2 separate regions of the Homo sapiens genome follow, and region 1 is linked to region 2. Evidence: read pairs that join two places in POLR2A ChIA-PET (ENCODE). Cell type or tissue: OCI-LY7. All regions are shown on one strand.

The links. Peaks named below come from ENCODE experiments on the same cell type or tissue, not always from the same donor. Only the 100,000 strongest peaks of a DNase experiment are listed, where the experiment ranks them.
Region 1: POLR2A ChIA-PET joins it to region 2 with 13 read pairs; 2 of 35 experiments call an interaction of 5 or more read pairs at or near these places.

The regions. Positions count from the first base shown.
Region 1 is chr20:48,676,709-48,681,708 of GRCh38, forward strand. PREX1 (phosphatidylinositol-3,4,5-trisphosphate dependent Rac exchange factor 1) reads right to left here. Exons shown (of 40, transcript NM_020820.4): 11 at 4,527-4,627; 12 at 2,943-3,046; 13 at 2,652-2,701. Among named protein-coding and RNA genes, the nearest start is that of PREX1, 150 kb to the right of the region's middle. RefSeq lists a silencer at 3,042-3,211. In OCI-LY7, no CTCF peak of the experiment used is centred here; a DNase peak (open chromatin) is centred at 3,113.
Region 2 is chr20:48,993,971-48,998,970 of GRCh38, forward strand. It overlaps ARFGEF2 (ARF guanine nucleotide exchange factor 2), which reads left to right. Exons shown (of 39, transcript NM_006420.3): 22 at 481-628; 23 at 1,813-1,912; 24 at 4,223-4,263; 25 at 4,366-4,535. Among named protein-coding and RNA genes, the nearest start is that of CSE1L-DT, 50 kb to the right of the region's middle. In OCI-LY7, no CTCF peak of the experiment used is centred here; no DNase peak of the experiment used is centred here.

The DNA of each region.
Region 1 (5,000 bases), 320 kb before region 2:
CCTGGCTACGATGCCACCGGCGCCGAGGCTGGGGAGCCATGTTGACTCTCACAGAGTGGCAGGGGAGACCCTCCATTCTTTCCTTTCCTTTTTCCTTTTTGTTTTGTGGTTGACATTGATGTATTTAAACCAAACCATTGTGGAAAGCCCCTGCAAGGGGCTGGTGTGGTCTATCAGGGCCGAGCAGCACAGAGGCCTGTGAGTTTCACGGTTCTTTCCTGAGGTAACTGCCCTGGCCTGTGACAGCATCTGAATCCCTGCCGAGCCTGGATCCCATGGGTTCCGCTAACCTTGCAGCCGAACTGCAACAACTTCTCAGCCTCTGAAGCTGTGACAAAAACGCGCTTCTGTGGCCAGTCCATGCCAAGGCTGATAAAGTCTAGTTGGAGGATTTCTCTCAGGCTTTAGGACTGGGGGGGTCTGACAGGCTCCACGTGCAGTTGGTGGGGGTCTGCTACCTTCCCCAGCCGCTTCCTTCTTTGAGGCTGGCCAAGGAGCCCCACCTGCCTTCTGGGGCTTGCACAAGAGCAGCAGCAGAGGAGCCCAGGAGGGCGGAGGCAGGATGGCAGATGAAAGTGGTTCCCAGGGCCTGACATCCCACGGGGCCAGCAAATGCTAGGAAATGGTCCTTCCTCTCCACTCTTCCGAGAGGTGATAAGAGCTATCAGGTCAGAGGACAGAAAAATCTGCAGCTGGGATAAGAATCAGGTCACCCTCTCTCCCTTCATCCACAACTGTGAGCTTTGTGGTAAAAAGAATAACCAATCTCTGGCGTTCATTATACAATGCCAGGAGCCATTCAAAGCACCTTCCGTGAATTTAATCCTCATGGCAACCCAAGAGGTGAGAGCTATTCTTATGTCCACTTAACAGATGCAGAAACAGAAGCAAAAGAAGTTAATCATCTTTCAACATTCACTGACAAGCTTTTACTGAGTCCCTAGGCCTCTGCTCTCCAATAGGTAGCCATTTTAATTTAAATTTCAATCAATAAGGCCAGGCACGGTGGCTCACACCTGTAATCCCAGCACTCTGGGAGGCTGAGGCAGGCAGATCACTTGAGATCAGGAGTTTTGAGACCAGCCTGGCCAACATGGTGAAACCCCATCTCTACTAACAATATAGAAATTACCCAGGCATGGTGGTGCATGCCTGTAATCCCAGCTACTCGGGAGGCTGATGCAGGAGAATCGCTTGAATCCAGGAGGCAGAGGTTGCAGTGAGCCGAGATCATGCCAATGCACTCCAGCCTGGGCAACAGACCGAGACTCCGTCTCAAAAAAAGAAAAAAAAGAAAAAGAAAAAACCAAACATATAAAAAAAGGCCAGGTGCAGTGGTTCACGCCTGTAATTCCAGCACTTTGGGAGGCCAAGGCAGGCAGATCACTTGAAGTCAGGAGTTCGAGCCCAGCCTGGCCAACATGGTGAAACCCCACTTCTACTAAAAATACAAAAATTAGCCGGGCCTGGTGGTAGGCACCTGTAATGCCAGCCACTCAGGCAACTGAGGCATGAGAATCACTTGAACCCGGCGGAGGTTGCAGTAAGCCAAGATTGCGCCACTGCACTCCAACTTGGGGGACAGAACGAGGCTCTGTCTCAAAAAAAAAAAATTAGCTAGGCATGGTGGTGCACGCCTGTAGTCCCAGCTACCTAGGAGGCTCAGGTGGGAGGACTGCCTGAGCCTGGAGGTTGAGACTGCAGTGAGCTGTGATTGCACCACTGCAATCCAGCCTGGGTAACGGAGCAAGACCCTGTCTCAAAAAAAAAAAAGAAGAAGAAAATTAAAATGAACAAAGGGAGCTGATATCGTTGGGTTGTGTCCCCACCCAAATCTCATCTTGAATGGCAGCTCTCATAATTCCCACATACTGTGGGAGGGACCCAGTGGGAAACTACTGAATCGTGGGGCAGTTCCCCCATACTGTTCTTGTGGTAGTGAATAAGTCTCACAAGATCTGATGGTTTCATAAGAGGAAACTCCTTTCACTTGGCTGTCATTTTCCTTTTGCCTGCCAGGTAAGACGTGCCTTTCACATACCTCCACGATTGAGAGGCCTCCCCAGCCATGTGGGACTGTGAATCCATTAAACCTCCTTTTCTTTATAAATTACCCAGTCTTGGCTATGTCTTTATCAGGAGCATGAAAACAGACTAATACAGAGGACAGAAAGTACCAGGTTGGTGACACTTTATGCAGGTAGGCAGGGAAGACCCCTGTGATATGGAGGCGTTTGAAGGAAGTGAGGGAACGAATATGAAGGTATGCAGAGGAAAGGCATCCTAAGCAAAGGGAACAGCAGGCACAAAGGCCCTAAGGTGGAGCCCATTATTATCCCCATTTCACAGAGGAAACGGTTGAGGCACAGAGAGGTTAAGTAACTCTGCCCAAGGTCACACAGCTGCTAACTAGGAGGGAGGTTCAAGCTCAGTCTGTCTGGCTCCAGAACTGACACCTGCATCACTACACTGCAGTGCTTCCCACAATTTAATTCAGTTAATCCTAATGACAAATCTAAAGGATAGGTGCCACTGCAAGCCCCATTTAATGGAGAAGGAGACTGGAGCTCAGAGAGGTTAAGTTGCCAGCCCAAGGCCACACAGCTGAGAAGAGGTAGAGGTGAAATTGGAGCTTGGAAAGAGTAACTTACTTGATCACCGGGGTGTAGAGGCTGTGAAGACGGCAGTAAAGCCTCACACCCTGAAAGAAAAAAGGGGAGGAATTCTGGGATCAGGCCACATCCTTCACGAGCCTCCAAATCCAGGCTGATGGGAGAGATGGCTTCCAGGACGGGGCAGGGCAGGGTAATGGGGGCAGGGGTGAGTTGTGGGCAGTGGAGAAGGCAAACAAGCCAAGGGGCACAGGCCTGCTCTGAGGCGAACCCAGGGTGGAGGTGAACGAGGCCAGCTGAGTCAGAGTCACAGGGGCGGAGGGCCCCTACCTTGGACATGATGTCCTCCAGCTCACTTCGGGCCTTGTAGGTGCCATCGTCGTAGCGGAAGCGATACATCACCTGCTCATTCTTGAACTGGTGCTTGTCGGAAACTGGAGAGACAGGAGGACCTGTGACGCTGGGCACGCCCCCTCAGCCCCTCCCAGCCACGCCCCCCAGCATTGGCCTTCACTGCCAGCCACGCCCCCTCTGCCCCTCCCAGTCACACCCACCAGCATCAGGCTTCACTGCTGGCCAGGCTTTTTTTTCACTGAAACCCCACGAGGTGGGTGCTATGACTTCCCCATTTTGCACATGAGGATACCCCATCCTCCTGCTACGTGCAGGACCCTGCTGAGACTCGCAGCTTGGGGTGGGGCATCTACAGGGGTGAGGGACCCAGAAATGCCCCTGATCCAGCCTGCACTGGGACCCCTCTGGCTCAGCATGTCCTTAGATCTAGATCACCAATGGATGGGTGGGGACAAGCATGCTGGGGCCTGAGACCACATTGCTGAGATTTACGGAGCCATCTCTATCCCACAAAGTCATGCTTGATGCTTCAGATCCATTAGCAATGCCTATAAGGCCCTAACCTTCAAGATACCAATCACCTCACTCCTACACTGGCCCGAACCACCTTCGCCTCCCACCTGGACTATCACAGCAGCCTCTTTGCTGGGCTCCCTGCTGTCACCCTTGGTCCCAACAGTCTCCACAGGGCAGCCAGAGGGATTCTGCCAGCGTGTTCGTCCAAGCAGGTCTTTCCTCTACGCAGAGCTCAGCAACAGCTTCATAGCTCACTCAGAGTAAAAGCCAAAGACCCTACAATTCTCTATAGGATCTCATCTCACCTCCTGGACTCTCCCATCAGCCCTGTGCCCTCTGACCTCGTCTCCTACCACGCCCCCTCCTCACTCTGAGGCAGCCACACTCCCTCCCTGCTATTCCCTGCACAACCCACTTAGACTCTGCCTGAGGACTTTGCACTGGCTGTTCCCTCTGCCTGGAACCATCATGCCCACCTGGGTCCCTCCCTCACTGGTGGCTCAGGTCCTGGTTCCAATGTTACCTTCTCGGTGAGGCCTTCCCCATCTCCCCTATTCAAAAGTGAACGCCAACACCACACTCTTTACCCTCCTTCCCTAGCACCTATCATGTTTTACTATCTTGCTTTGTAAAGATAAGCAAGTAAAGATCTTATCGTCCCCTCCAACTACAAGGTCGGCTCCATGACGACAGGCACGTCCTCCTCCCGTTCATTGTGGTGTGAACAGTGCCTGCCACATTATAGGCACTCAATAAATATTTGCTGAATAACTAAAACTTAACCAAATGGTTCTTGACATTTCTTGAAGGGACAGATAAAAGATTCTACTCCCCTGCCCCCAGGTTTTTGAGGTATCCCTGATTTGCTGGTGCCTAAGAGGCAGTTTTACAAGGGCATCCATGTTCCTGCGGGCCACACTGTGCCCAGAAAACACGGCGGCTGCACGAAAGGATAGGAGCTGCCTGAGCTAGTGGAAGCATGGCACAGTTGGGGTCTGACCTGTTCCCACCCCTTGGCCCAGCTGGGCCCAGCCCTCCACTCACCATGGTGGATGATGCCATTCTCCAACAGGGCTTGGCCCAAGTTGACTCCTTCTTCCGTCTTGCTGATTTCACCAATTTCTAGGAGCCAGGCAACGAACTCACTGCCAGGAACACAATATGTGGTTGAGAGGATTTCCCCAATTCTGGGACCACAGGAATCAGCACTAAGCTGGCCTGGCCACATCCACCCCTGGGAATGACAGCTAGAACTTCCCACAGGGAAGCCGAGTGTAGTAGTCTATAGCCCTTGGGGTTGTACTGAGGCTTCATGCTTATTACCAATAGCAGAGAGGAGAGTGTGACCAGATTCCAGGTCTGCCTCAGGCTCACTGGATGGATGCATGGATGGATGGAAGGAAGGAAGGAAGGGAGAGAGGGAGGGAGGGAGAGAGGGAAGGAGGGAAGGAAGCTGGGCAGGCAGGTTGGTGGATGAGTGACTACATAGATGGATGGATGGATGGATGGATGGACGGA
Region 2 (5,000 bases):
CTAAGAAAAAAAAAGTATGAGCAGGACATGGTAATGGGAAGGTACGATCTCACAAGAAAGATCTCTTTGAGAGGGACACACATGTCTGAGCTGGGAATTGAAGGAGTGAGCCATGGGGAGACAACATTCCAGGCATAAGGAACAGTGAGTGCCAAGGCCCTGAGGTGGGACAAGAGATGACAAGTTAAAGGAGCAACAGTGAGGCCAATGAGGCTGGTGTCTTGTCGTCTCACGAGGAGGGTGGAAAAAGGAGGTGGGGGTGACTAAATGATGTGCCTATTAAGTGACATGGTGGGAGGAATCCGCCGCCCCAGTCAAATGCTTTTTCTCTCTTTATTGAGAGCTTACTAAATTTGCATAAACATCTATATGGCATAACTCCATTGAACCAACTTTTTTTTAATGACTAACTTAAGATTACAGTGCCCTTTTTCTAGCTGTAAGGTAGGAACTCATTTCTTCATGCCTTCTTTCTCTTAGATCTTGAAATGCATCAGCCAGCTGGAGCTCGCTCAGCTGATAGGAACCGGTGTGAAGACGCGCTACCTGTCTGGATCTGGGCGTGAAAGAGAAGGGAGCCTGAAGGGCCACACATTGGCAGGAGAAGAGTTCATGGGCCTTGGCCTCGGTAAGACACCAGGCCCCACAGCTAACAGTCACGGATTTGCAAGCTAACGGGGATGAAACCCTTCTTGTCTCATCAGGACTGTCCTGTAAACCGTCTCTTCCTTTTGTGCCATCTGACAGTGTTCATGAATGCAAGTGGACGTGCTGCTTTGGCCTCTTAATTGTGATTAAACTGTTGAGTAAAATGTCTATTTTACCAAAGTCAGTAGGGTGCATTACTTTTCTTTCTATACCTATCACTATATTGGGGAGAAAAACCATTTGCTTTAAAATGTTCAGATCTCTAGTGCCTGACATTAGAGGGGTGTGTATTTGTGTCTCTAGGTTTTAAAGGGTAGGTTCAACATTTCTTCCATCTTTATTGGGGGGCTTTTATTAAACAGTATTCTTATGCAAGTAGAATTATTTCTCTGGCTATACATTGGATTGAGAAACTCTTCTGATTGATGTAACATGGTAATAATAGTAAATAGGGCAAACAGATGTGCCAAGTCATATTCTGAGCACTCAGTTTATATATTTTAACTCATTTAATGCTCAAAACAATCCAATGAGAACAGGGACTGTTATATTCCCCATTTTGCAATTGAGAAAACTGAGGCACGGAGTGAAAAGATATGAGCAGCATCATACTGCAAAGGAGTGGCAGAGGTAGGATTCAAGCCCTAAGCCATCCAACTACGGAGTGTAGGCTTCTAGGTCCCATTTAGTGAGTGGAATAGTACAGTGTCATGGTTAAAAGTATGGACTCTGGAAAAATGGGGAATTGTAATAGCACCCACTTCTTAGGGTTCTCGTGAGGATGAGTGTAATGAAAGTCTGTGAAGCACACCAAGCATTCAGCAGGTGTGAGCCATTAATGTTCTAGGAGCTCTGGATTAATATCAATTGATTCAAATTTGTTTTCCTAAATATAGGCCTTTAATACTATAAAAATGTAAAAGATTATAGAGAAAGGTAGATGGTTGGTAGAAACAAGAAAGCTTATACTAAGGATATATTTTAAATGCCCAATGCCAAAACAAAACTTTAATTTTATCATCAGTGGGTTTTTGTTTCTTTTTTGAACTTGCAGAGTCATTCCCATTTATGTCCCCTGTCCCTGCGTGTTGACATAACAGGATGCTTTGTTCTAAATACTTGACTGTTTTTGAAGTACTGCTGATTTTGTGCATTGTGTTTCAGGTAATTTGGTGAGTGGCGGAGTGGATAAAAGACAGATGGCCAGCTTCCAAGAATCGGTTGGTGAGACCAGCTCGCAGAGTGTGGTTGTAGCTGTGGACAGGTAATGATTTTATTCTTCAGTGACCCTGAACTACACAGTGGTTTGGTGGCCTCTCTGTAGTTACTGGACATGAATGATTCCTAATTTCTTTAACTGATACAAGTGTTGTTAGCTACAAATTGCTTAAGTGTCACATTTATTTGCATTTTGACCTTTTAGAAAAGGTATAACTTTAACATTGTGACAAATTATGTCAAAAATAAGAGTTTTTCGCTTATGTTGATGTTTTAAATTACCTTGTTTCCTTAGTAGAAATTATTTTTTTAAAAATCACAAGAAGAGTTTAGGATTAAAAGCCTACCCATGCTCACGCCTGTAATCCCAGCACTTTGGGAGGTCAAGGCAGGCAGATCACTAGATCAGGAAATCGAGACCATTTTGGCTAACACAGTGAAACCCCGTTCTACTAAAAAATACAAAAAATTAGTCAGGCGTGGTGGTGGGCACCTGTAGTCCCAGCTACTCTGGAGGCTGAGGCAGGAGAATGGCGTGAACCCAGGAGGCAGAGCTTGCAGTGAGCGGAGATGGTGCCACTGCACTCTAGCCTAGGCGACAGAGTGAGACTCCATCTGCAAAAAAAAAACGCCTACCCATGCTCATGCCTGTAATCCCAGCACTTTGGGAGGCAGGTGGATCACAAGGTCAGGAAATCGAGACCATCCTGGCCAACATGGTGAAACCATGTCTCTACTAAAATACAAAAAAAAAGAAATTAACTGGGCATGGTGACGCATGCCAGTAATCCCAGCTACTCGGGAGGCTGAGGCAGGGGAATATCTTGAACCCAGGAGGCAGAGGTTGTAGTGGGCCGAGATCGCGCCATTGCACTCCAGCCTAGCAACAGAACGAGACTCCGTCTAAAAAAAAAAAAAAAAAAGCCTACCCATGAATGAGAGTTGGCTGAGTTGACAGTTTCCTTTTTTTTTTTTCTCCCCTCAAAACTTTTCCATTATTTCTCTTTACTCAAAACTTGACCTAAAAATCCAGGAGAGATATTTCCCATAAAGAAGCTTCGTACTTATTAGCAATCACTCTCCGTTTTCTTTTCTTTCCTTCCCCCATTCCTTAGTCACTGTAACCACTGATCTACAGATTTGCCTGTTCTGGACATTGTTCCATTGTCCATCTTTCCCTTTTTATTATTTTAATATTCATTATATTCTATTTATTAACCACGTAGTTTCCTTATACTAACATCTTTCCCTTTAATTCTATCCTTTTTCAACTCATGTATGTTGCCTCTATTGTTAAGTGCATATAATGTCGTGTCTTTTGTGTTCCCATCTTCTTCCACTGTTACTGCCTTCTGCCTTCTTTGTGTTAAATAGATATTTTCTAGTATATCATTTTACTTCTGGTCATTTCTTGTACTATATCTTATGTATTGATTGATTGATTGATTGATTGATTGAGACAGTCTCGCTCTATCACCCAGTCTGGAGTGCAGTGATGTGATCTTGGCTCACTGCAACCTCTGCCTCCCAGGTTCAAGTGATTCTGCTGCCTCAGCCGCCCAAGTAGCTGGGACTACAGGCATGCACCACCATGCCTGGCTAATTTTTGTATTTTTAGTAGAGACAGGGTTTCACCGTATTGGACAGGCTGGTCTCGAACTCTTGACCTCAAGTGATCCACCTGCCTTGGCCTCTCAAAGTGCTGGGATTGCAGGCATGAGCCACTGCGCCTGGGCTCCCCCGTCTTTTGATGTGTCACTTTCTCTTCTGCTCACTATAGGTTTTTCTGCTTTCAACTCAGTTCACTTTCCTTGAACCGTTCTATACTTGTAATACCACATCATTTATTTCGGTGGAGGTGTCAGACCTGATGTTTCCTCTCTACCTTGTCTGAGAGTTTGAGAAACTTCAGCTTCCAAATCTAATTAAAAAGAAAAAACCTGTGTGACCAGAGATCATCTGGCTTTTATGCCCAGTACTAAGACAGAAGCAGAATTGCCCTCAGTCTACCAAATCTAATGTTTATTTTTTGTTTTTTTGAGACAGAGTCTGTCTGTGTTGCCCAGGCTGGAGTGCAGTGGCGCAATCTCGGCTTACTGCAACTTCTGCCTCCCGAGTTCAAGCGAATCTTCTGCTTCAGCCTCCCAAGTAGCTGGGATTACAGGTGCCCGCCACCACGCCCAGCTAATTTTTTGTATTTTTTATTAGAGACAAGGTTTCACCATGTTGGCCAGGCTGGTTTTGAACTCCTGACCTCAAGTGATACACCCTCCTCGGCCTCCCAAAGTGCTGAGATTACAGGTGTGAGCCACCACACCCGGTCTAATGTTTATTTTGTCTGGAATTATCTTCCTAGGATTTTTACTGGGTCTACCAGACTGGATGGAAATGCAATAGGTATGTATTTGACTTACCTGTGAAAACTGCAGAAGCCTCACGCTGTGACCGTCTGACTGTTCCTAACGAGGCTTTGCTTGTGTTGTTGGGTCTGGCCTGTAGTTGACTTTGTCCGCTGGCTGTGTGCTGTGTCCATGGATGAACTGGCTTCCCCCCACCATCCTCGCATGTTCAGCTTGCAGAAGATTGTGGAGATATCATACTACAACATGAATCGGATCCGACTACAGTGGTCTCGAATATGGCATGTGATTGGAGATCACTTCAATAAGGTAACTCTTCAAATTTAAAAACCATTCCTGTTAAAAAAAAAAAAAAGTAGACAACTGAATTCAAAAAAAGAAGTGATAAATAATTTGCCCTGTTTTTTAGATGCCTCTAATTCATTTTCCCTGTGCAGTCAAGGACAGCTTGATAGGAGTAATATCATACTTATATATTGGTAGCATTCATGTAGAATGAATTAAAAATCCAGTGGTATTGAAAATACTTTAATATCCCACATGCAGGATGTAGGCTAAGACCACAAAGATTATTACAGCCACTAGACAAATACACTGATGCTTGGAAGCATTGTGAAATGAAATCCAGAAAGGCCTTTTAAATGACCTAATGTTAAGTTACGTTCCAGGTAGTTTTACTCTTCAATGTCACTGCTTCTTGTATTCCGGCACCTATTGCCACCATTCTTCTGAAACTTTTATTGAAAAAATTAATATTTGGGCCGGGCGTAGTGG